Linked DNA regions of Homo sapiens: all the other regions are linked to region 3. The links are chromatin loops, found by intact Hi-C in ENCODE. Cell type or tissue: mammary epithelial cell. All regions are shown on one strand.

The links. Hi-C counts contacts between places; a loop is a spot of excess contacts. Peaks named below come from ENCODE experiments on the same cell type or tissue, not always from the same donor. Only the 100,000 strongest peaks of a DNase experiment are listed, where the experiment ranks them.
Region 1: a loop joins it to region 3, with 13 times the contacts of the local background. A loop is called at or near these places in 13 of 110 quality-filtered maps.
Region 2: a loop joins it to region 3, with 8 times the contacts of the local background. A loop is called at or near these places in 2 of 110 quality-filtered maps.

Annotation. Positions count from the first base shown.
Region 1 is chr13:99,437,479-99,445,478 of GRCh38, forward strand. No RefSeq gene overlaps it. Among named protein-coding and RNA genes, the nearest start is that of LNCARGI, 8.7 kb to the left of the region's middle. In mammary epithelial cell, a CTCF peak has its summit at 4,993 (motif pointing right); no DNase peak of the experiment used is centred here.
Region 2 is chr13:100,038,223-100,046,222 of GRCh38, forward strand. No RefSeq gene overlaps it. Among named protein-coding and RNA genes, the nearest start is that of LINC00554, 44 kb to the left of the region's middle. In mammary epithelial cell, a CTCF peak has its summit at 4,928 (motif pointing right); no DNase peak of the experiment used is centred here.
Region 3 is chr13:99,652,507-99,660,506 of GRCh38, forward strand. All of the region lies in intron 1 of CLYBL (citramalyl-CoA lyase), which reads left to right. Among named protein-coding and RNA genes, the nearest start is that of MIR4306, 13 kb to the left of the region's middle. RefSeq lists enhancers at 2,607-3,806, 5,707-5,796, 5,807-5,856, 6,737-7,252. In mammary epithelial cell, CTCF peaks have their summits at 3,793 (motif pointing right), 5,679 and 6,300; DNase peaks (open chromatin) are centred at 2,945 and 3,215; H3K4me3 peaks cover 885 bases.

The DNA.
Region 1 (8,000 bases), 220 kb before region 3:
TGTCTTAAACGCAAGATCCATGCAGGCCCCTTTGAAAGAAAATACTTTCTTGTGAATTAAAAAAAATAAAAATAAAAAAATAAAAGGAGACTTCAGTTTGAGAAACTGCATTAAAAATAAAACCCTGCAAGGGCAGGAGATCGGCAGGCACATCCCACCATCAACACAACACGGGCCTGACCCTGCAAGCATCGTGCTTCCCTAGAACGCACCATCCAGTTGGTCCAAAAAAAGACCTACTCATTTTTTAAGATTATCATGGACTTGAAAACATCACCAAATTTAATTCCCGAAGGACATGTGACAAGGCACCACCTTCCTCCCTCCACTCTGCCAAGCATTTTTAATGGGCCTTGGTGTAATAAACCCTAGTCTAGAATATGGGAAAAGAATAAAGTCATAGGTGTCACTTTGTCCAGTTAATAGTGATCATAATCACACTTCTGGTTGGCTAGTCCTTTAATCTTCCATTTATAAAAATTCCCTTAATATCCACATGCAGAAGAATGAAATGCCTCTTATCTCACACCATATACAAAAATCAACTCAAAATGGATTAAAGACTGAAACATAAGACCTGGAAGCTGTAAAAGTACTAGAAGAAAATATAGGGGGAAATCTTTATGATGTTAGTCTGGGCAATGATTTCTTGGATATAACCCCAAAAGCACAGGAAACAACAGTGGAAATAGATAAACAAAACTGCATCCAATTAAAAGGCTTCTGTGGAGGAAAGGAAACAACAGAGAGAAGAGATAGCCTACAGAATAGGAAAAAATATTGTAAACCCATGCATCTGATAAGGGGTTAACATCCAAAATATATTCGGAACCCAAACAACTCAATAGTAAGAAAAGAAATAATATGATTTGAAAAATGGGCCAAGGACCTGAATAAACATTTATCAAAAGAAAGCATACAAATGGCCAACAGGTCTATGAAAAATTGTTCAACATCACTAATCATTAGAGCAATGCAAATTAAAGCCACAGGGAGCACCACCTCACACCTGTTAGAAAGGCTATTACCAAAGAGATGAAAGATGTGTTGGTGAGGATGTGGACAAAAAGGGAACCCTTGCACACTCTTGGTGGAAACGTAAATTTGTACAGCCATAATGGAAAGCAGTATGGAGGTTCCCAAAAAATGAAAAATAGAATGGATATGATCTGGCAATCTCACTACTAGGTATATATCCAAGGACAACAAAATCAGTATCTTGAAAAGATACCTGCATTCCCATATTTATTGCAGATACTTGTTGCCCTCTTCCAAGGGCTCTAGGGGAGGATCCTTCCTGACCTCCTCCAGCTAAGCTTGTGGCCACGTGGGCTTGTCACTCTGACCTCTACCTCATCTTCACATCACCTTCTCCTCTGTGTGTCCTCACATCTTCCTCTGCCTCTCTCTTAAAACAACTCTTGTGATGACATCCAGGGCTTATCTGGCAATAAGACGGGACGCTCTCCTCATCCAAAGGTCCTTAGTCACATCTGCAAAGACCTTTTCCCGAAATAAGGCCACATTTACAGGATCCATGGACTATGATGTGGACTTACCTTTGGGGAGCCATTTTTCAGCCTACCACGTGTGGGACGCAACAGACAAGCTGCGCTCGCTTGAGCTGAGACTTGTTGGAGCTGTTCACCCTCCCCAGGGCTGGAATCAGAGGTGAGGCTGACAGCACGAGGACAAGAGGCTTTTGACAGGACAAAGTGGGACAGAACTGTGCACCTTTGGCCAAAACAGCAGAACTGGCATGATAACCATGCAAGCAAGTCTCTGCAATGTGAAGGACTGCGCAAATGTTCCTACTCAAGTGCACCTACTCAAGTGTGGCACTGGCTTGATTCATTTCTGCAGGAGAGAGCCAGTTACCACTTACCAGTTCTGTCCAGGGAGGCATAATTAAGATAACCTGGGATTGACAGCTGCTACAGCTTCTTCTACACGGGTTTGCTTTTCACTCACCTTTGACGTTACTGGAATAATTGCAGCAGGTGCCTGCCTGGTCGTCAAATCTTGTCCCCAAAGGGCAAATCTGCCCGTGCTCCATCGTATCGGGGACATCAGTGGCTCCCAGTGCCCACCGTCCTTCTACAGTGCTACAGGGTAGCGCTTCTTTACACTGGCAACCCCTTAGTTTCTTAGTCCCCTGCTTATGGGAAGTGGGGATTTGAAGACACGAGGGGCAGAAAGACAGACTTTCATAGCATCGTAACACACTGCTGTTGAAAGTCAGTGAATATTAGACAGAGGAGGGTTTATGGTGCGAGATTCTCCACTCTGGGACACCGGAAGCTCTGAAGACTTCGGACCAGAGCAGCCCTTCCGTGATGGTGCTGGATCGACCCCTGTTCTGTGCTGGCTACGTAACCACTGGCTGAATGGATAAATGTATCAAAGACAAGCTAGTAACAGCATTCGTAATTCAAAAGTACTACCAAATTGTGATCAGCTTACTGCATATGGTTATGCATTGATGTCGTCCAAAATTCGGAAGGTGCAGAAGGATGCACGCCCCTCCCCCAGGTCTTGGTAGTGGCAACCAGTGTCACCAGCATCACGTGTATCCTCGCAGGATATCTTCTGCATCTATGAGCAAAAACGTGCACGCACCGCTGCTTTTTTCATTCTTGATAGCTTAGAAATCATTCCGTAGGAGGGAGGGGCATTCAGGATGCTACCCCAAAACATGTACCTTGGCATAGTGAATATTTTAAGCTGAAGGAATTTGAGAACTGGTAAGTAGAGAAAGGGTTCCCTGACTTTCCCCTGAAGCAGGTCAGGAGACCCTCATGTGAGAGGGAGACAGGGGGACCCCAGGAACAATCTGAATGCACAGACCTTGCTAACTTTCCCCCAGTTTACTACTCTTAGCTCATACCTTTTCTGTCCTACCACATTTTTCTATGACTCAGCATTCTATCAAATCAAGGCTAGAAACACTCAGGTTTAAGCATTTCTTCAGGTCCCTATTTCCTTATGAAGGCTCCCATGTCAGGTAACATTTAAATAAATTTGTATTCTTTTCTCTTGTTCATCTGTCTTTTGTTACAAGGGCCCCAGCTGAGAACCTAGAAGGGTAGAAGGAACATATTTTTCCCCCACCTACAGTAGTGTTTTAAAGGAATTCCTTTATTCTTTTTTTCTTTTACAGTTGCCTATTGTTTCACTGTATAGCTGTGCTATGTGGACATTTTGTTTCCAGCCTTTTGCAAGCCAAAGAGCAATTAATTACCTTTTCAAAATAATATTCATTCATGCAAGGGTATCTGCAACAAAAAGAAGTGGATTTTCAAAAGGTTTCAAAAGGTATGTGTATTTGCAATTTTGATAAATATTGCCAGAATGACTGCCAAAGAGGTTATACCAATTTACACCCTCCCCCTGCAAGAAATAAGAGTTGCCAACAGAGTATATTATCAAATGTTTTAATCTTTGCCAATCTAATAGATAAAAATGACATGAGTATAATTTTAATTTGTACTTTTCTTATGAGTAAGATTGCACATCTCTTTATATGTTTAAGACCCTTTTGTACCTTGTATCTGTGAGTAGGTAGGTCATTTCCTTTGACCATTTTGTTGTTGTTCTTTTTTTCTTATTGGTTTGTATCTAGAGCTCCTTATCTACTAGGGAAATTAAGCCTTTGCTGGAATATTTGTAGAATGAAGTAGAAATTACACAATGTTTAAGCATTTAAAATGTTTCTTCTCTCATTTTGTGTATAGTTAATTGTAATAGCATAATTGATTATGCAAGGTCGTTTTCTTATTTATTTCTGGAGATTAGATCAATCCATTGATTTTAAATGTGGTACACTTTCCCAAGTTTCATTTTTGCATGAGTTAAATCTTTTTGTGGTGCTTAACTTGCGTTCTCTGAGATTTTATTAATATTTTGGCTCATGCTGTTTCCACCACCTGACATATGTCCTGATGGGACCCATCCTCCCAGCATCCTAAACCCAAACCAAGCCCCCCGGCCTTCCTAAAACGTGCCCCACTGCTCCCATCCACACAGTCTCTCCCTTCTCTGGGCCTCTGGAGGGATGAAACACTGAAATTCATGCCACAAAGTCTCACACTGCTGGGTAGTGTTCTTGGTTGTTTTGCATGTATAAATCTCATCCTACTTTGACAGAAAACTTCTACCAAGAAAGGAAGCGCATCTTTCATGTCTTCACATTCCTTGAGATTCTCCTGGGGACAGAGTATGAACATGAGAAATACTTATTAACTTAAAATAACTTCTAGAGGATCTTAATCTATGCTCCAGGGATACAATTCAGGGTGTCCTGAATTATATTATTATATTACATTTTTGTGATATTAATTTATATGCTATTACTGCTGGTGTCCTCATAAGAAGAGAGAGACACAGAGTGAAGACGGCCATAGAAAGACGGAGGCAGAGATTGGAGGGTTGCCGCCACAAGCCAAGGAATGCCTGGGGCCGCCGCAAGCTGGAAGAGGCAAGAAAGCCTCCTCTTCTGCAGGCTGCAGAGGAAGCATGGTCCTGCTGACATGTTGTACTTAGACTTCCAGCCTCCAGAACGGTCAGACCATACACTTCTATTATGTTAAGCCACCTAGTTTGTGGAACTTTTTAGGCAACCCTAGGGAACCCACAGACACACTGAGTATAAGTTTATCACCAATAGAAATCACGGATGTTTTCATGCAAGATTATGGTTGCTGCAGATATCTGCAAATGTTGTTTAAGCTCATCACTACTTTGAAATTATAGTGGTTATTAGACCCAAAGCGAAATATTTTAACTTAATTGGGTAATAAATAACTTATAAATTTGTTTTTAAATATTTTGATATTTTCATAACTTTATTCAATATAATGATTTTCCTTATGATTCTCTTTATCTTATGCATTTTAAAGCATAATTCCGGGAGGAGGTCTGCAGGCTTCACCAGAATGCCAAAGGGGTTCCATTAAGTTCGGCCTGAGATGCAGTACTCCAACATATCCAGAAGAGGGCACTAGAGCACCTAGGCAAAGTTTCCCAGAAATTAACACTGATCATTTTACTGTATTTCCCTATATTGCAGATACAGAAATGTGCTTTAAATTCATATTGTCTTTAGAATATTATGTGATCAGAATATGGAAATACTTTCAGGCCTGCCTTCCTATTTGTTTGTTAACTTAAATTTTCCATACCATTTTTTCCTTATTTTTTTTTTATCGAGGTAAAATATACATACATAATTTACCGTCTTTACCACTTTTAAGTGTGCAATTCAGTGGTAATAAATACATTTATATCTTTTTTCATACCATTAAAAAATGCTGACATGAACAGTTGGTGTTGAAGTTATTTTTAAACTGTAGCCCATAGCTGGAACTACTTTGTAATTCCCACGTCTTAATGAAAATACGAAACGAGCATAAAATGGAAATTAAAATAAAGAATAGACCGGTCGCGGTGGCTCACGCTTGTAATCCCAGCACTTTGGGAGGCCAAGGCGGATGGATCATTTGAGGTCAGGAGTCGGAGACCAGCCTGGCCAATATGGTGAAACCCCGTCTCTACTAAAAATACAAAAATTAGTCGGTCATGCTGGCGGGCGCCTGTAATCCCAGCTACTTGGGAGGCTGAGACGGGAGAATCGCTTGAACCTGGGAGGCAGAGGTTGCAGTGAGCCAAGATGGCGCCATTGCACTCCAGTCTGGGCGACAAGAGTGAAACTCTGTCTCAAAAAATAAATAAATAAATAAAATAATAATAATAATAAAAGAATAGCCTGAGCATGTTACAGATGTACACAAAATACGCACTAGTGTGCATCCATAGTGATGATGGCAGTGTGGGTGCCCTGCAGGAGAGAAGGACCTTCTAGGTTCCTGTCGAGCCCAAATAGAACATTCTCCAGAGACGCCCTTAGTGTATGCAATGTACTGCAGCCCTTTTTTTCTTTTAAAACAAAAAAAAACAAAACAAAACCTTTCAAATAGCGTTTTCTGAGAGTCTGATGGCTTTGATATTTGCTCAGTTATCCCAAAGAACTGACTTGCTGAGCTATTCACCTGCTTATGGTATGCAGCGATTTTGACCTGGAGGCCAGTTCGAAGGCAGGACATTTTTTTCCCCTTCTCTTTCTCCCATCATCTATCCCAGAACCCACGGCCCTCCAGAGACAGCAAATTCGCAGCTTTCTGTCTGGAAGAACAAGATTGGAGAAGGAGGACCAGGCACTCCTAGGGGGAGCCCCACCTAATTCTGGCATTCAGCATGCTGGGCGAGGCCTCTGAATTAACAGCAAAGTTTCCTAAGCATCGCAGAAGTGCGTCCCAGCCCCCGGCTATCCCTGCGGTCAGGATATAGGGGAGAAATCGTCCCCAAACCCCGAAACTCTACATAGAGCAGGGCTCCCTCCTCACCGAACTGGATGGCATAATTTTGGTTTTAATGGATACGACTTCAAATCCTAATGTAAATCCTAAATGATATTGGTGTTGGGGCTCAGAAAACGATGCGCCAAAGTATGGCGCTTTGGCAGGCCGAGAACCGTGAGCTAAAGCAGATTGGAAGGCCTCAGAAGAAGCCTCAGAAGCAACGTCTCTCTGACCTTCTCCTGCCTTCCTGACCTGCCACCCGCCCCCATCACCCCCAGACAAGCCCTAGAAACCAGAGTTCCTCTTCCCCAAGGCAGCCATAGAAACTAGAGCTCCTCTCCTAAAAATAAAAAGCAAGCCGTGGAAGCTAGAAAGATCGCTCTCCCTTCTCTCTGGAAGACCCTCATTCCAGAGAGGTTCTGCCCACACCCAGGAGGAAGGAATGTTGCACAGAGAGGCCGAGAAGTATCTGGAAGACAGACCCTGCTGGGTTCCGCACGCAGTCTCTCGCCGTTAGATCACACCCTTTCGTCCACTCCCATTTCTGCATGGCTGTTCACTCTTCATTGAATTTAAGCATCAAAACAGTATTCCCTGGTCTTAGAACTTCCTTGCTGAAGGCTCTGTGTCACGTAAAACTTTGATTACATAAACTTGTGGCCGGGCACAGTGGCTCACACCTGTAATCCCAGCACTTTGGGAGGCCAAGGCAGGTGGATCGCTTGAGCCCAGGAGTTCAAGACCAGCCTGGGCAACATGGGCGAAACACCATCTCTACTTTTTTAAACAATAAATACAGGCCGGGCGCAGTGGCTCACGCCTGTAATCCCAGCACTTTGGGAGGCCTAGGCGGGAGGATCACAGGGTCAGGAAATCGAGACCATCCTGGCTAACACGGTGAAACCCCGTCTCTACTAAAAATACAAAAAAACTAGCCAGGCGTGGTGGCGGGCGCCTGTAGTCCCAGCTACTCGGGAGGCTGAGGCAGGAGAATGGCGTGAACCCGGGAGGCGGAGCTTGCAGTGAGCCGAGATCGTGCCACTGCACTCCAGCCTGGGAGACAGAGCAAGACTCCGTCTCAAATAATAATAATAATAATAATAATAATAATAAATTAAAAAAATAAATACGTGCATAATGAAGTTGTTATGCTTTTCTCTGGGTAACCTGCCTTGTTAGAGCCGTGTTGTCTGTGATCCTTATGATGGGGAAAAAGGGATCACACTTTTCCATCCCTACCGTTTCTGCCACCAACCCTGGGGTGCCTGAGACACCTGACTCCACCGCAGAGCCTGCAGACGCCATGCTGGGACAATTGACAGAATGCCGGCAAGGAAAATCTAAGACTCTTTAAAAGTTTTTTTAACCAAGGCCAGCTCTCCCAGATCTCTGCTTGCAGTGCCCGGTTGAGAATGGAAGGTAAAATTTTCTCTTTATTCCTTCCTTCGCAAATTCAGATTAGCAGGAGAAAATTATTTGTATGAACTAGTTTTTGGGGATTGTGACTCTGGTGATTTTTTCTTGGCATGAGAACTCTTGTTTTATGATCCCTTCCCTCTCAGAGATGGTCTTTGTTTTACAGAAACACCAAGAAGAGAGCCTAACAGAAACGCGGGTGGGACCCCGTATGCAGCTAGCGTGCCA
Region 2 (8,000 bases), 390 kb after region 3:
TGATCTAGAATAGTCTCTCACCTTTTATTTTCTATTATATTAACTCTTTTTTTTTTTTTTTTTTAGACGGAGTCTTGCTCTGTCACCCAGGCTGGAGTGCAGTGGTGTGATCTTGGCTCACCACAACCTCCGCCTGCTGGGTATAAGCGATTCTCCTGCCTCAGCCTCCTGAGTAGCTGGGATTACAGATGCATGCCACCACGCCCAGCTAATTTTTGTATTTTTAGTAGAGACAGTGTTTCACCATGTTGGCCAGACTGGTCTTGAACTCTTGACCTCGTGATCTGCCCGCCTCGGCCTCCCAAAGTGCTGGGATTATAGGCATGAGCCACTGCACCCGGCCCTACATTAACTCTTTTTTGAAGAGTTCAGGCTGCTTTTCTTATAGTATGTCCTACATTCTGTGTTTGTCTGTTTCATTATGATGTTATTTAACTTGCTGTATCCCTTCTCTTCTATAAATTCATTGTGAGTCTAGAGACTTGATTAAACACAGGTTAAATATATAAAGTCATTTTTTCCCATTATTAGTGATGCTATGTTTGATCACTTAAGTGGTCACTTGCAGTAAGGTAGTAATTGCAAATTCTATCAGAAAGGTACATTTTCCCTTTGTACTTACAGGTAAGCTATGGAGTGATACTTTGGCATTGCACAAATATTCCTTCACCCAATGATTAAACATGCGTTTATTTATTTATTTAATAGAGAAGGGGGTCTTGCTATGTTGCCCAGGCTGGCCTTGAACTCTGGGCTCAAGTAATCCTCCTGCCTTAACCTCCCGAGTAGCTGGGACTAGAGGTGCATGCTGCTGCACCTGGCTCCTAAACATGCATTTAACTGTCTTATTTGGCTTGTCCTGGTGTGGAGTTGATTCATATTTATAGGCTTAAAATCAGAAGACACCTCCATCTAGATTAGTGCTTCTCAACTGGGGGAGGTTTTGCCCCTCAGTGATAGTGTTTCTCAACTGGGGGTAGTTTTACCCCTCAGTGAACATTTGGCAATGTCTGGAGATATTTTTGGTTGTCACAACTTGGAGGTAGGGGTGCTACTGGTATCTAGTGGGTAGAGGCCCGGGATGCTGCTACACATCCTCCAGTACACAGGGCAGCCCCCTACAGCAAATAATTATCCTGCCCAGAATGTCAGTAGTTCCACTAGTGAGAAACCTTAATCTAGACATTGGATTAAGCTTCTTTCTCACACGCAGTTCATTGGCCTTTTTGGAGATGCTAGTAAAGTTTTAGAAATTATCTTCAGAAGTAGAAACCAAGCAGATGTTAGAGTCCATCAAAATCTTCCCATAATTCAAACCAGGCAGATTTTTACTACCCACCTGTTCTGTTTTTCCATTTCCTTTATATATGTCCTCTCGATGTAAGGATTTAAATTGCTTTTCTCTACTGTCAATAAACAAATACATCACGAAAGGATTAAAAAACAGAATTAACACATCTAAGCATTTTGGTCCGATTTTGTGTTTCCTAGAAGATTTTGGAATGTCATCTTAATAGCCCCAGAGCCAGAGAAGAGAAAATGGGGAAAAATAAATATCAAGTTAAGAATTTACCATTACAAAAATGGCCCAGAGAGAGTGACCAGAGTTCAGGAAGGGGCAGGAGAGTGCAGAGGGCATTTCCACTCTCACACCTGTAAGTTATTAATGACCTTTGAAGTGATTGTTGATGGAAGCACTTGTACATTTGAGCTGCTTCATATGTATACGTAGTGTATTCAGAGAACTGCCTAGCTTCTGGAGCCCTGAAATATCTTCGAGCTGAATCAGAGATCAAACAGTAAAATCCATGACTTGGGAATATCGTATAGCCATGTGACATGTGGAAGGACCGAGAGTGTGAGAACCAATGCCTAAATAACTACACTGTATATCTTTAACTCCAAGAGACTTAGCATTGCTTTGATAACTTTTAAAATAGCAGTCTCAGAAAATAATGTCCTAGAGTTTCAAGAAAATATAGTAAGATATAACACTTTATACATTTATTTTGCGTGTAAATGCCTAAGCTTAGAAGATTAGAACCTAATTACCTTATTTTCATTCAAATTGTCACTAGATAGCTTGTACAACATTTGCTCCTTTTATGTTTTGAATTCCCACGACAAGGACATTGCCTTTCCTGTTGAGAGCTGAGTCAACAATTTTGTTTGCATTTAACAAAGACGGAATCACTTCAAGTCTAATTTTCTCTGTATACTAGGGAGTTAGCACATGAATGCATTCATCAACTACAGTTTCATTTTTAGAGGAAGCAGCAAAATACCCAGGTTTGTGACTTCAATTTTTATTTTTCTCTATTAATATTTTAAGAGTTATTTTTCATACTTTTTCACTAACATATCTTTCTAACTTGAAACAGCTGTTGACATGACATGGTATGAAGAGACCACTCCCTTCAGTGGGAAATTATAGAACATGATTTATTTCCAAAGTATAATTTTTTTTTTTTTTTAACATGGAATCTCGCTCTATCGCCCAGGCTGGAGTGCAGTGGCACAATCTCGGCTCACTGCAACCTCTGCCTCCCGGGTTCAAGTGATTCTTGTGCCTGAGCCTTCTAAGTAGCTGGGATTACAGGCACCCACCACCACACCCGGCCCAAAGTATAATTTTAGGAATTATAACTCAATAATTTAACTCTATTTATCATCATTTACATTATTTCCTGTATTGGCTCAATTTCTATAAAATATAAAAAATTGAAAAAAGAGATGTGGCATAGTATATATCATTTAAAAATATTATTCTCTATAAATGGGATGAGAGAATTAGGAAAGGAGAATCAGAAGACAGAATAATTATTCTAATATCTAGAGTCCTTTGTATTGTCACTGTCAGCAACTTTTCTCTATCTTTGAAATTCTCATTCGTTATGAAAGAGACTCATTTAGAGCAACACCAAAAGCTAACAAAGATAGTAAAAGAAATGTATAGGGTCATCTCACTCATAAATCCTAAGTAAAATCTAAGCAAATTGAATCTAGTGATTAATAAGAATGATAAATACATCATTACCAAATTGGACTCAACCCACGAATGTAAGGTAAAGTGTAATGTTCAAAAATCAATTCTATTGTCATTATTAATAATATATGCCATTTACTAGATTAAGAGGATAAAGTATTGAAAACCATATGATCATCTTAATAAGTAAAAAAAAAAAAAGCCCAATCTAAATAAGCTAGGAATATGAAGAAACTTCCATAACCTAGAGAAGGCTCATTCTCCTCAAGAGACAAGTGCAAGAATGTTAATACTATCATTGTTTAATAAGGACAGAAACACAGAAGCAACACAAATGTTCATCAATAGTAAGCTAGATAAATAAATTACAGTATAATCAGACCGGGCGTGGTGGCTCATGCCTGTAATCCCAGCACTTTGGGAGGCCGAGGCAGGCGGATCACCTGAGGTTGGGAATTCGAGACCAGCCTCACCAACATGGAGAAACCCCGTCTCTACTAAAAATATAAAACTAGCTGGGTGTGGTGGCACATGACTGTAATCCCAGCTACTTGGGAGACTGAGGCAGAAGAATCGCTTGAACCCAGGAGGCGGAGGTTGCCATGAGCTGAGATCATGCCATCGCACTCCAGCCTGGCCACAAGAGTGAAACTCCGTCTCAAAAAAATAAATAATATAAATAAATAAATAAATAACAGTATAGTCATACATTGATCTGTTTTTTAGCAATGAAAATAAATGTGCCTTAGCTGTTCTCATTAGTAAGAATGATCTAAAAAATGTAATATTGAATGGAAAAAGTAAGTCACAGAAGAGTAAACAATATTCTGTTTGTATCAAATGTAAAACAGGCACATTTAAATTATACATTGTTAAGCTCAACATATATATGTCATAAATCCCTGAAGAAAATGATTGAACAATTATTATAAAATTCAGGATCGTAATTACCTCGGGTGGAATGATGACTGGGAAAAAGCATGATGTGGGGGAAGGGTGTCAAAGTATTGATAATGTTCTCTCTCTAAGCTACATCCTCGGTACACAGGTGTTTGTTATTTTCTAAGCTGTGTGTTCATAATATACACTTTTTTATTTGTGTATAATTTTTTTCATATTGAAATGGTTAAATAGAAGACATTATTATTGTATGACTCTTGGTCCCTTTACCTTTATCAGGGATACATATGAATCATATTCTTGAATAAGAGAGAGAGAGCAGACTTTTTTTTAAATAAAAACATTTTTATTTGGAAATGATTTCAAACTTACAGAAAAGTTGTAAGAATGATATCAGAAATACCTATTTACCTTTTTTTGTTTTTTGTTTTTTGAGATGGAGTCTCGCTCTGTGGCCCAGGCTGGAGTACAGTGGCATGATCTTGGCTCACTGCAAGCTCCACCTCCTGGGTTCACACCATTCTCCTGCCTCAGCCTCCCGAGTAGCTGGGACTACAGGCACTGGCCACCACACCCTGCTAATTTTTTGTATTTTTAGTAGAGGTGGGGTTTCACCGTGTTAGCCAGGATGGTCTCAATTTCCTGACCTCGTGATCCGCTCGCCTTGGCCTCCCAAAGTGCTGGGATTACAGGCGTGAGCCACCACACCCAGCCTTACCTATTTACCTTTTATCCAGATTTACTTACTGTTAACATTTTATTTCATTTGCTTATTGTTAGGGATTTATTCTTTCTCTGTCAACATATATATATTTTTTTCTAAACTATTGAAGAATAAACTACATACATCACGCCCCTTTGCCTCCAGATACTTCCTTGTATATTTCCTAAGAAAAAGGACATTCTGTTAGAAAGTCACAGTACAGTTATCAATGTCAGGAAATTTCCCATTGAAACGATACTTTTAAAAATAATCTACCATCCACATTCCAATTTGTCAACTGCCTAAATAATGTTCTTTATAGCATTTGTTTTGTCCTCCACTAGAGGTTGCAGTATCCATATCACATTTAGTTGTTATGTTTCTTTTTTCTTTTCTTTTTTTTTTTTTTTTTGAGACAGAGTTTCGCTCTTGTTGCTCAGGCTGGAGTGCAATGGCGCGATCTCAGCTCATGGCAACCTCCGCCTCCTGGGTTCAAGCTATTCTCCTGCCTCAGCCTCCCAAGTAGCTGGGATTACAGGCATGTGCCACCATGCCCGGCTAATTTTGTATTTTTAGTAGAGGTGGGGTTTCTCCATGTTGGTCAGGCTGGTCTCCAACTCCTGACCTCAGGTGATCCGCCCACCTCGGCCTCCCAAATTGGTGGGATTATAGGCCTGAGCCACTGTGCCTGGCCTAGTTGTTGTTTCTTTAGTCTCTTGTCTGGAACAGTTCCTGAGCTTTTCTTTGTCCTTTATGACAATGATATCTGATTCTTTTTTAACAAGAATGATTCTCATTTTTAGTTTTCTCATGATAATATTCAGGTTATGTGTTCTTAATTAAAATGCTACATAAATGATATATTCTCAGAGTATCACATTTTTAGGTGCACCAATATGTCTGTTTCTCATCATTGATATTCATTTTGATAATCTGACTAAGGTGTTGTGCAGTGTCTTCACTCTTAAGAGAGAGGAATTTTTTACAAGGCTTTCTTTGGCAAGAGCTGCTGATGGGCTTTGAAGCCTACTCTCCTCTAATGTAGAGAAGTAGACACTTTATTTCCCACTCATCTGAAGTTAAAAGAGAAAGGCTTCAATAAGACCAACTGGAAAGCTTAATATGTGTTCTCTTAATTTATTTATCAGGTCACAGTTCACTAATGTCTGATTCCTCCTGGGGACATTTTTTTTTTTTTTTTTTTTTTTTTTTTTGAGGCAGAGTCTCGCTCTGTCGCCTAGGCTGGAGTGCAGTGGCGCGATCTCGGCTCACTGCAACCTCCGCCTCCCGGGTTTATGCCATTCTCCTGCCTCAGCCTCTCCGAGTAGCTGGGACTACAGGCGCCCGCCACCACGCCCGGCTAATTTTTTTTTGTATTTTTAGTAGAGACAGGGTTTCACCGTGTTAGCCAGGATGGTCTCGATCTCCTGACCTCGTGATCCGCCCACCTCAGCCTCCCAAAGTGCTGGGATTACAAGCGTGAGCCACCGCGCCCGGCCAGGAAATCTTTTTTTTTTTTTTTTTTTTTTTTAGACGGAGTCTCACTCTGTTGCCCAGGCTGGAGTGCAGTGTTGTGATCTCGGCTCACTGCAAGCTCCGCCTCCCGGGTTCATGCCGTTCTCCTGCCTCAGCCTCCGAGTAGCTGGGACTACAGGTGCCCGCCACCATGCCTGGCTAATTTTTTGTATTTTTTTAGTAGAGGCGGGGTTTCACCATGTTAGCCAGGATGGAGGAAATCTTGACATTAAGAGAAAGGCTGTAATCCCAGCACTTTGGGAGGCCAAGGTGGGTGGATCATGAGGTCAGGAGTTCGAGACCAGCCTGGCCAACATGGTGAAACCTCGTCTCTACTAAAAATACAAAAGTTAGCCAGGTGTGGTAGCGGCTGCTTGTAATCCCAGCTACTCGGGAGGCTGAGGCAGGATAATGACTTGAACCCAGGAGGCAGAGGTTGCAGTGAGCTAAGGTCACTCCAGCCTGGGCGACAGGGCAAAACTCTGCCTTAAAAAAAAGAGAGAGAAGGGCTGCCTTGCAGCTTGGAGGTGGAACAGAGGAGAGTTACTAGTAGATTGGAATTAGCCTGTTATTCCAGAGTTTGTTAGGCAACGAGTGCTTAAGTGTTTCCCATGAACCAGATGTCATGGGAATTCTTACTTAATTAAAAGTCCCATAGTTGGTTTGAATCACAAACATAGTCTCAATTTCATTTTAAATAAAAATGTCACCTAGGCTGGAGTGCAACATCTGTCCCATGAAAAGACAGCCTGTTTCGGGCCATTTCATAATCTGACTCAAAGGCCACTGAAAGGGTGAACAGGCCTAGCAGGGGAGAAGCTGGCAGAAACTCACTGAATTCCTAGTGGTTAGGAATGAATAAGGTCCTTGAAATAGAGTGCATTTTTTTCTGTTCAAGGGAACTGCAGGTGAGAGTCTGACGATGATTTGTGGGAGACATCTCCTAAGAACCTATAAAGCAGTGGTCTCCAACCTTTTTGGAGACGATTTTTCCATGGATGGGGTGGGTGAGGGGTGGGGGGATGATTTCAGGATGAAACTGTTCCACCGCAGATCGTCAGGCATTAGATTCTCATAGGTAGCACACAACCTAGATCACTCACATGTGTAGGTCACAATAGTGTTTGCACTCCTATGAGAATCTAATGCTGCTGCTGATCTGACAGAAGGTGAAGCTCAGGAGGTAATGCTCTCCTGCCTTCTGCTCACCTCCTGCTGTGTGGCCTGGTTCCTAACGGGCCACTGACAGAGAGCAGTCTGCCACCCAGGGGTTGGGGACCTCTGCTATAAAGGACTCCAAAAGAGAAAGAGTCAGCTTTCAATTTCTGCAAGCCCAGAAAGCATGAAACCATCTCATGACCTTATGGGTAGAATAAGAACATTGCTGTCCTCCTCTGTGTGGAGAAGGCCAGGTCAGAAAGAGAGGTTAGTAAAATCACAGTAGGCAGGGTAGCAGCTTGAGGGGAGAAAGGACCGTGTTCCCTTCTGGCACTAACGGGCTTACCCCACTGCAGACCCCATCCGTGGGAGAGGACAAGATCTACCTTCAATTAACTTTGCAGCGCATTATTTTATGGGATCAAACATTTTTATTTAAAATGAAATTGAGACTACGTTTGTGAATCAAACTAACTACGAGACTTTTAATCACGTAAGAATGATCTGAAAAGTCATGCCACTCCTTGAGTATTCATTGAGGGGCAGAGTAAAAACATATCTGGATAAATTGTATTTATTTACTTGTTTGAAGAATTTATTCATAGTGCATTACATGACCCAAAATAAAAATGATATGAAAAGTATGCATTATGAGAAATCTCCTCACATCTGTATCCATCCACCCAATTGTACTTCTCCTCTTACAGGTAAACCTTACATGTTTAATGTTTGTTGTTC
Region 3 (8,000 bases):
AGACCAGCCTGGGCAATATAGTGAGACCCTATCTCAATTAAAAAAATAAAAAGCAGATATCCTGGGAAGGGATAACACTATAGCCCCTGCTAGCCAGCATTGATTTGCCAAAAGTAGGACCTGTGGGTGCAGGATCCAGAGTAGCCATGGATGGATGAGGTGCGAAAGGGTCCCGAATGTTCCAGCAATGCTACCCAAATGGCAAGTGGTGTCGTGGCCTCTTTCACCTCCATACTCAGGGAGAAGCCACTCAGAGGCCTCCACATAACAGGCAGGCTCTCGCCTGGGTGTCGGAGGTGAGGATGCTACTGAAGCTTATTGCTTCTTAAGAATCAATCAAATCAAAACAATGGATGCCCTTCTCCCAAGTGGAAGGGCTGTGCTGGCCACCTTGTATGACTGACACAAAGTTGGGAAGAGTTGCAGTCATGAGCTGGGGAGACACACCCTAAAAGCAGATGAGCTGGTGGCGGTAAATAACACTCCCATGACGACAAGTGGGCTTTGCACGTGTGTGGTAGCAGGGCATGGCCCTGGGGGAGGTGGGGCTACCTGAGGAAAATCACAGGAGGCAGGAATGTATACTGTTTGTTGGGAAAAGACAAGCCAATCTGAAGGGCAAGGGTTTGTAGAGGGGAGTGGTGGAGAGTGAGGTTGGAAGGGTGTTTGGGTCCAGTTGTAGACAGCCTTGAATTCTAGGCAAAGACTTCAGATGTTGTTTTCTAAGCACTAGGAGCACCTGTGGATGTTTCAGAATGGGAGTATCATGATGGATGTACTATTTTTTAAAGAGCAGGAATAAGCAGCAGGCCACTGCTAAGGAATCTGTGTCATGAGGCTGTTAGCCTGGGGACAAGGAGGACCGGCCAAAAAAAAAAAAGTCCTGTATATAAGGGGGAGCACCCAGCACACTTAGGTTCCAGACCTCCATTCCTAGCAACTCACCTGTAACTCCTGGCAGGGGTCTCTGCCTCCCTCTACTCATCCAAAGATCATGGTGCTTGTTCACCAGCCTTATGATGATCCAAAGAAATAGTGATCTTTCATGTTTAAATAAACCTACTTAATTACGTGCATCTGTTTGGAAATTCAGACACACCACATGAGAAGCTACTGGGACTTTTTTCTCCTTTTCTTGGCTTCTCATTTGTTCTCTAGCTTTTTCTTTTTTTTTCATCCTGGCCAGTTATTAACCTTCTCCTCCACTTTTGAGTCTCATAATTGTCCAGATCTCCCAGGACGCTGACAGTGTGGTTTTGGTTCACTTGTTCCTTCTCCTGCTCAAATTTCAATTGATTCAAGGGTGATATGCTGGGTATGATGGGCTGGACATGCCCATTTTCATTCAACTCATCCATAACTAGGATATAAGTGAGGATACAGATTTGGGTGTTATGGCCAAAAGATCTTCAAATACAATGACTTTATCAAGGATAATTTCTTCCCCCCTCACTTGAAACATGGTTAGGTGGTGCAGGGCTGATAACGATGGCTCAGTGAGGTCTCAGGCTCCTTTAGCTATGGTTCTGCCAACCTCAGCACATGGCACACATCTTCCCCAAGGCGGCTGCTTGGTTTGCTCCCACCACGTGGGGTAGGGGGACACATGCCTTCCTTTATGGGGACACTATATTTCTGCTCACCCTGACCACATCCCATCAATCAGAACTTTGACCCATGAATACACTCAGATGCAGGAGAGGCTGGGAAATGTTTTCCTTAGCTGGGCATCCATGGACCTCTCCCTGGGTCCATCCTAGAGAGTGGAGTAGCAGCATTTGCACCCCAGACCTGAGGGGTAGCTGAGGCTGGGCTGGCAGTGGGGAGTGAGGCCAGGAGCTTGGATGTGCAGGCTGGCATGTCCCACACATATGGGGCAAAGAGGAGGGGCTGGCTGGGGCTCGTGTCCTCCTCCGTACCCTCATCCCAAGCCCCAGTGCGGTAGGGTGGGCTGCTCCAACCCAAATCTTCTTCTCCCAAGTCTTCTCTTTCCCAGCATATTATGCTGCTTCCATTTCACCATAGTTTCACTCACTATCAAGGTCTCCAAAGCAATCCCATCATCTACATATTACTTGATTGTTGTGTACAGGGTATTGGGTGAAAATGAAGGTGGGCAGAGCACATAGCCTCCAACCTCAAAGCCAGTAATGTGCCAGATGAAAGGTAAGTCACAGTCTTTAGATTCAGTAGCATTTTAACAAAACTAAAATGTCAGGCCGGATGCCGTGGCTCACGCCTGTAATCCCAACACTCTGGGAGGCTGAGGCGGGCTGATCACGAGGTCAGGAGATCTAGACCATCCTGGCTAACACGGTGAAACCCTGTCTCTACTAAAAATACAAAAAATTAGCTGGGCATGGTGGCGGGCGCCTGTAGTCCCAGCTACTAGGGAGGCTGAGGCAGGAGAATTGCTTGAACCCGGGAGGCAGAGGTTGCAGTGAGCCGAGATCGCGCTCCGAAGTCCATTCTTTCTGTGCAGTGGCTGATCTATCAGAAGAAGAACCCCCTTCCCCACCAGGCCTAAGAACCCATGGGAGTGATGGCCCAGCACTATGGTGTTGCATTTCTTTCTTTTTTTTTTTTTTAGACGGAGTCTTGCTGTGTCATCCAGGGTGGAGTGCAGTGGCGTGATCTCGGCTCACTGCAATCTCTGCTTCCTAGGTTCAAGTGATTCTCCTGCCTCAACCTCCCAAGTAGCTGGGATTACAGGCACCTGCCATCATGCCCGGCTAATTTTTGTATTTTTAGTAGAGACGGGGTTTTACCATGTTGGCCAGGCTGGTCTTGAACTCCTGACCTCAGATGATCTGTCTGCCTCGGCCTCCCAAAGTGCTGGGATTATAGGCGTGAGCCACTGCGCCTGGCCTGGTGTTGCATTTCGTTACTGGCAAGATGATGTATGCTCTTTCACGTGCCCACATGCAAAGGTGTGACTCATGGAATGAAGACAGCTCAGCAACCTCTAGTTGCTGGGACAGAAATGCAAGTCAGTGGGCTCTGGCCTTTCTCCCAGGCTGTGTTGCCACCTTGGTGGCTGGAGGGGCGCTACTAGGGGGTGTGCTTGGCAGAGCCTGGGGTGGCGTCCTCTTTCATCCCACTAAATAACACATTGGTGGCTTGATCTGCCATGAAGCTGACAATCAGAGCAAGTATTTGAAGCCTGGGAAGCTGTGTGGGCCTTGCTTGTGGGACCTGGTGTCAGCTGATGACGTGGCCCTGTCTGGGTGCCCGTGAGTCAGATGGCAGGGATGGCCTGACATCATGAACACTAGCTCCACCTACGTCACATTGGACTTGACTCTTTACAGAGCACCTAGGAAGAGATATTGATGAGTGAACCATTGCCCAGTCATCGAGTTAATTATTTCCCCCCAGAAAGGTTAACATACTGAGGACAGAGAGGGCATGTGTAGGCGGCAGGGCGCACTTTTCATTTAGTCTGGTTCGCAGGTGCGGTCAAGACGATTCCTTATTGTCTTGGAGCCAGCCCTTTTAAGCCTTCCTGCACAGCTCTGTGACAGTCTCGCGGGGAGACCTGTGAGGCCACTTTCCTTTTTTCCAGACCCACCCCCACCTTTGAGATTATCACTCTTCCTGCTTTGTTTTCTGAGGCTTTTTGGCTTTTTAGTTTATTTGTAATTAGAGCAGAAAAGGTACAGTAATCGGATAGAAGGGTTGGGAGTGATAGAATGAGCCAGGATGCGGTGGAGAAATGGGGTGGAGAACCCCCAGACCTTAGGGTGGCGTGTTTGTCAGGGAGTAGACCAGGGTGCAGTTCTAGGCAGACCACTAGATGGCACTCACACATTGGTGTTCAGTCGGGTCCACGGCACTTTCCACTTTGGGCTTCTGTAAAATCTCCCCATGAACTAGCCAAAGCTTTGTATCTGTCATCCCGCCATTTGTCCCTCTAACCTCTCTTGATCGTCTACAGATAGGTATATATATATGTTCCTCTCTAGTTCATTTTTCTCTTAACATTTAGTGACCTTAAAAACCTGGCAGAAATACCTTCAAAGCCTCCCACCTTGTTAGCTGCATTGCCGCATTTTTACTGTTCTCCTAAGCCAATGTTTACATGGCAGTAAATCCATGTTTAGAGTAGGTAATAGAGAAACCTGTTTCTCTCTCAGTCACTCTGAGGGTATGTTTGATAAAGAAATGGAAATTGAGAGGATGAGTTATTAAAAGGATTAATAGGTAACAAATTTTTTTAAAATTTCCATTCAAAATTATGGGTTGGTAAATTGTAAGATACTTAAAATTAATGAGTTGTTTTATCAAATCATTTTCTGTTGTTAGAGAATTTTCAGCAAGCTGAGATTCAAATGCAAAATGTCTTATTGCATACTGCTGGCTCTAGGAAGGAGGAGGGACAGACAGGAAATCATGGTTGATGTTATCTTTACCAAGGTGCATGTGGTGTGAAAGCAAAACCCCATCTTAAATTCATCATCCGTTCTGATGTTGCACAGAAATGAAAATTAATTTCTATATGTCAACTAAAATGGATTCTGCTCCTGCCTGGTTCAATTCTGTCTTAGCTGCGTGGACATCTTGGGGAGCTGCTCTGATGGTACATGCAGACGTGCTTCATCTGTGCACTTCTTAGCTGAGATAACAGTGCTCCGAGCCCCACTGTTAAGGTTAACCTGTATACTGCAGAAGGACAACAGATGGAAATTCTGGTTTGCAGCCACTGCAGAAAAATAAAAACATGTTCCAAAGGGAAAAGGATCTTGTATTTCTGCGTTTGAACCTTTGATCCGCATTCACATCTGAAGGGAGGGCTAAACCTTTTGGTGGAGACACATGGCTTTGCATCTGTGAAAACACAGCTGTATAGAGCAAAACAAAACTAGTGGAAAATACAATGGTTTTGCTGTGTCAGGCTCACCGCTAATGCTTGAATTCTATATAAATATTGTCTTTTGATAGTTCTTTCAAAAATCTTTCTTGACTTTCCATATAATTGTCCAATAATGTTATTCTTTTAAATTCAGATTTGGGGCTTTTTAGGATTAAGGCACAAATGTCTCTTTTCTTTTAAAAAGGCAGTAAAATAAACAGATTGTAGTTAGATCATAATAACATCTAAATTTTGACCTAATTAGAGGGGGAGATGGGGAAAAAAACTCTTTAAAAGAAGATTAAGGTAAAGTTCTAACTTTATCCTTGATTCTGAATTTTTTTTCTTTTTTGGAAATATTGCATACATTTTATACTGCAAGTTACAATGTGAAGGGCCTTTGAAGCACTCTAAAGAGACTTAGCTGCTTTGTTTTGAGCAATTAAGGTTTGTTATTGAGTGAATTAAGCAGCTCTGCTGTGGCTCATCTGTAAATAGTGGTCTTCAGCGAGTTTCTTGATCCGCTTTTCCCAGGAACAGAAGCCAAGTCGGCTTCCTTAGGAGCTGCTCGCCCTGAGTCTCCATGTTTCCTCGCAGTCCGGGGCAGAACCCAAGCCCGTGCCTTCCTCGCCCTGCCTTCGGAGTTTCCTGCTATTGACCTGGCGGGGCGCGCCAGCCCTCCCTGCCCGCTGGTGCCGCGGTCCCTCTCGGCTGCAGCAGTGGGGCACAGGGACGTCATGGACAAAAGACGAGGATGCCAGTTCGATGTGCGAGCAGAAGGCCGCCTGCGTGCGCTCTGCAGAGCAACCGGCCCGGTTTCATAAGGGGCCGCCGGCAGGGGACTGCCATGGCGCCCCCTCCTACCCTTTTTGGCACCAGCAGCTTCATCCGCAGGCCCACTCGGGGTGAATAGTGTGGGAGCTCTCAAGAGAAAGAATTTTAGGTTTGTCGATAGTAATCACCACCTTCAGCGCTCCTCCCACTGCTGGAGAGACCGCGGACTGGGTGACAAGTCTTCCAGGCTCCCAGAAAGTTTCTGCTGCAAAGCGCAGGGTCCGCCTCCCACTTCCAGGAGGGACCAGGAGGGAACCATCGCGAAACCCCGAGGCTGCCGGGGACTCTGACTGAGGCCTTTCCTCCTGTGTCCCTCTCCCCCACGCCGGCCTCCCCTCCTTTCAACTCTCTGCGCTTTGAAACCGCGGAGTTGGGGTAGCTAGGCCCTCCAGCCCGGCGACAGGCCTCGGCCACAGGCAGCGGGGCGGGGTGTGGACAGGAACAAGGAGGTGGGGTGGGGAGGAAGCCTCGGGCAGAGCAGGTTCTCTGCGGAGTTTCGGCAGCCGGGTTTATCCATTTTGATTAAAGAAAAGTAAAAAAAATCCCCCAAAACCAAACAACAAAAACCCTCTCCCAACCCCCAACCCGCCTCCACAGCTGCATTTTGTTCCTGGGACTGTTGGTGTCACCAGAGCCTCTTTTTTTATGCAATCCTAGACTCCATTGCAAAGGACTTGTAAAGCCTATTAATTTTTCAGGCAAAACAGATCAAGCCTGCCTTTGATGCTGCTGTTTCCTAATTTAGTATTCAAAGGTAAAGAATCCTACTACCGTCTCTTCACTTTTTACATAATTAAAAGAGATTTTTCCCCCAGGGGCAAAGAACTAGTTGCTTAGTATTTTTTGAAGTGAAAGGTCTAACTTTATATCACATCTGTTTTTATGCTCTTTCCTAAACATAACCAATATTTACTCTTTGCTGGTACTTAGTTGCATGCTATTCACCCTTGCATTTTAATTTCTGACAGAGAGGGGATTAGTATTCCTCTTCTAAATCATCCTCTAAGCTATGTGTGTGTGTGTGTATATATATATATGTATATATATGCGTGTGTGTGTGTATTTCTCCTCTAACAAACTGAGAGTGCAATTTAAAAAACTGTAGAATCAGTGATTGCCCTAACTTGTGCATGACTCTTGATTTCACACAGGAGCATTCAAAAGTTCCGTTAAGTGGGCTTTCACAGGTTTCCATCTGCTGTGTTTAATAGCAAATTGCGACCCTTCAAACCACTTCAAGGCCTTTTGTGTTCTTATCTGTGCATTTCAATACTTGCTGGGGAAGTGCCTTCAGTTTCACTACATATGCAAAAAGCCAGGCTTGAATTTTTTGACACCCCCTTTTCATTTGTTGGTGGAGTCCTGTTTTCTATTGTTTGCTTGTTGATGTTGGCAAAAGTCATTTATTTAATGATGCCAGGAATACTATGCCCTATTCTTTATTGGCAGGAAATCCTAAAACATCCGGGAGTAGTTTAAAAATTAATGCATGCCGTTGAAACTTACATATTGGCATAGTTTTATTTTCCCATCATAAGGTAGATGATATTTTAAAGGTATTATATAGTAATAGTCACCAGAAGCCAATTAAAACCACTAGGATTCTATCAAAAACCTGTTTGGCGGCATAAATAATTGATATGTGGAAATAAAGCAGCATTCTCTGGGCAGGGGCCTCCTGTACAGACCTGGGTGGCGTTAGCAGTCTCTCTTCTGTGAACCAGGGGGCGATTTCTGGGCATAATATCACCTGGATTTAAAAAACTTAATAATAAGGCCACACACGCATTTTTAAAAAAACTTCCCTTGCCTGTGGAGACAGAGAGGAGATAGCGATGTTATTTTCAGGTGTTTGAGCTTCTTAGAGAAAAAGAAACAAATACCAGACTCCTTAGGAGCTAGGTGCGAATGGAATAAATTGAGGCACTCCAGCGACACATCCAGCTTGTTTTAAATGATGTGATTAAAAAGGACATCTGAGAACAAATTTATGAAGTTGTTATGGCAACTGAAATACTTGGATTGAAATGTGTGTATCTAAAACATGAAAGATTGCAGGAAGCCGGAGAAACAAGCAAAGCATTGTGTTTGGGAAAGGCAATTGAACAGTGGTAGCCAAATATTATTCCTCTGTCGGTCATCCTTCAGGGTAACTGCCTCGGTTTCCACTTTTAAAAACGTGTGGTGATTGATGCTTTCATGGACTCTGTTGCCCCAAGTCCCCAAGCCTTGTACCAGCGTTTGCTCATTGGTCCTTTGACCTGTTGAGAACACAATCTCTGTATTGTGTTCAATGCAGGGATGCATTTAGAGT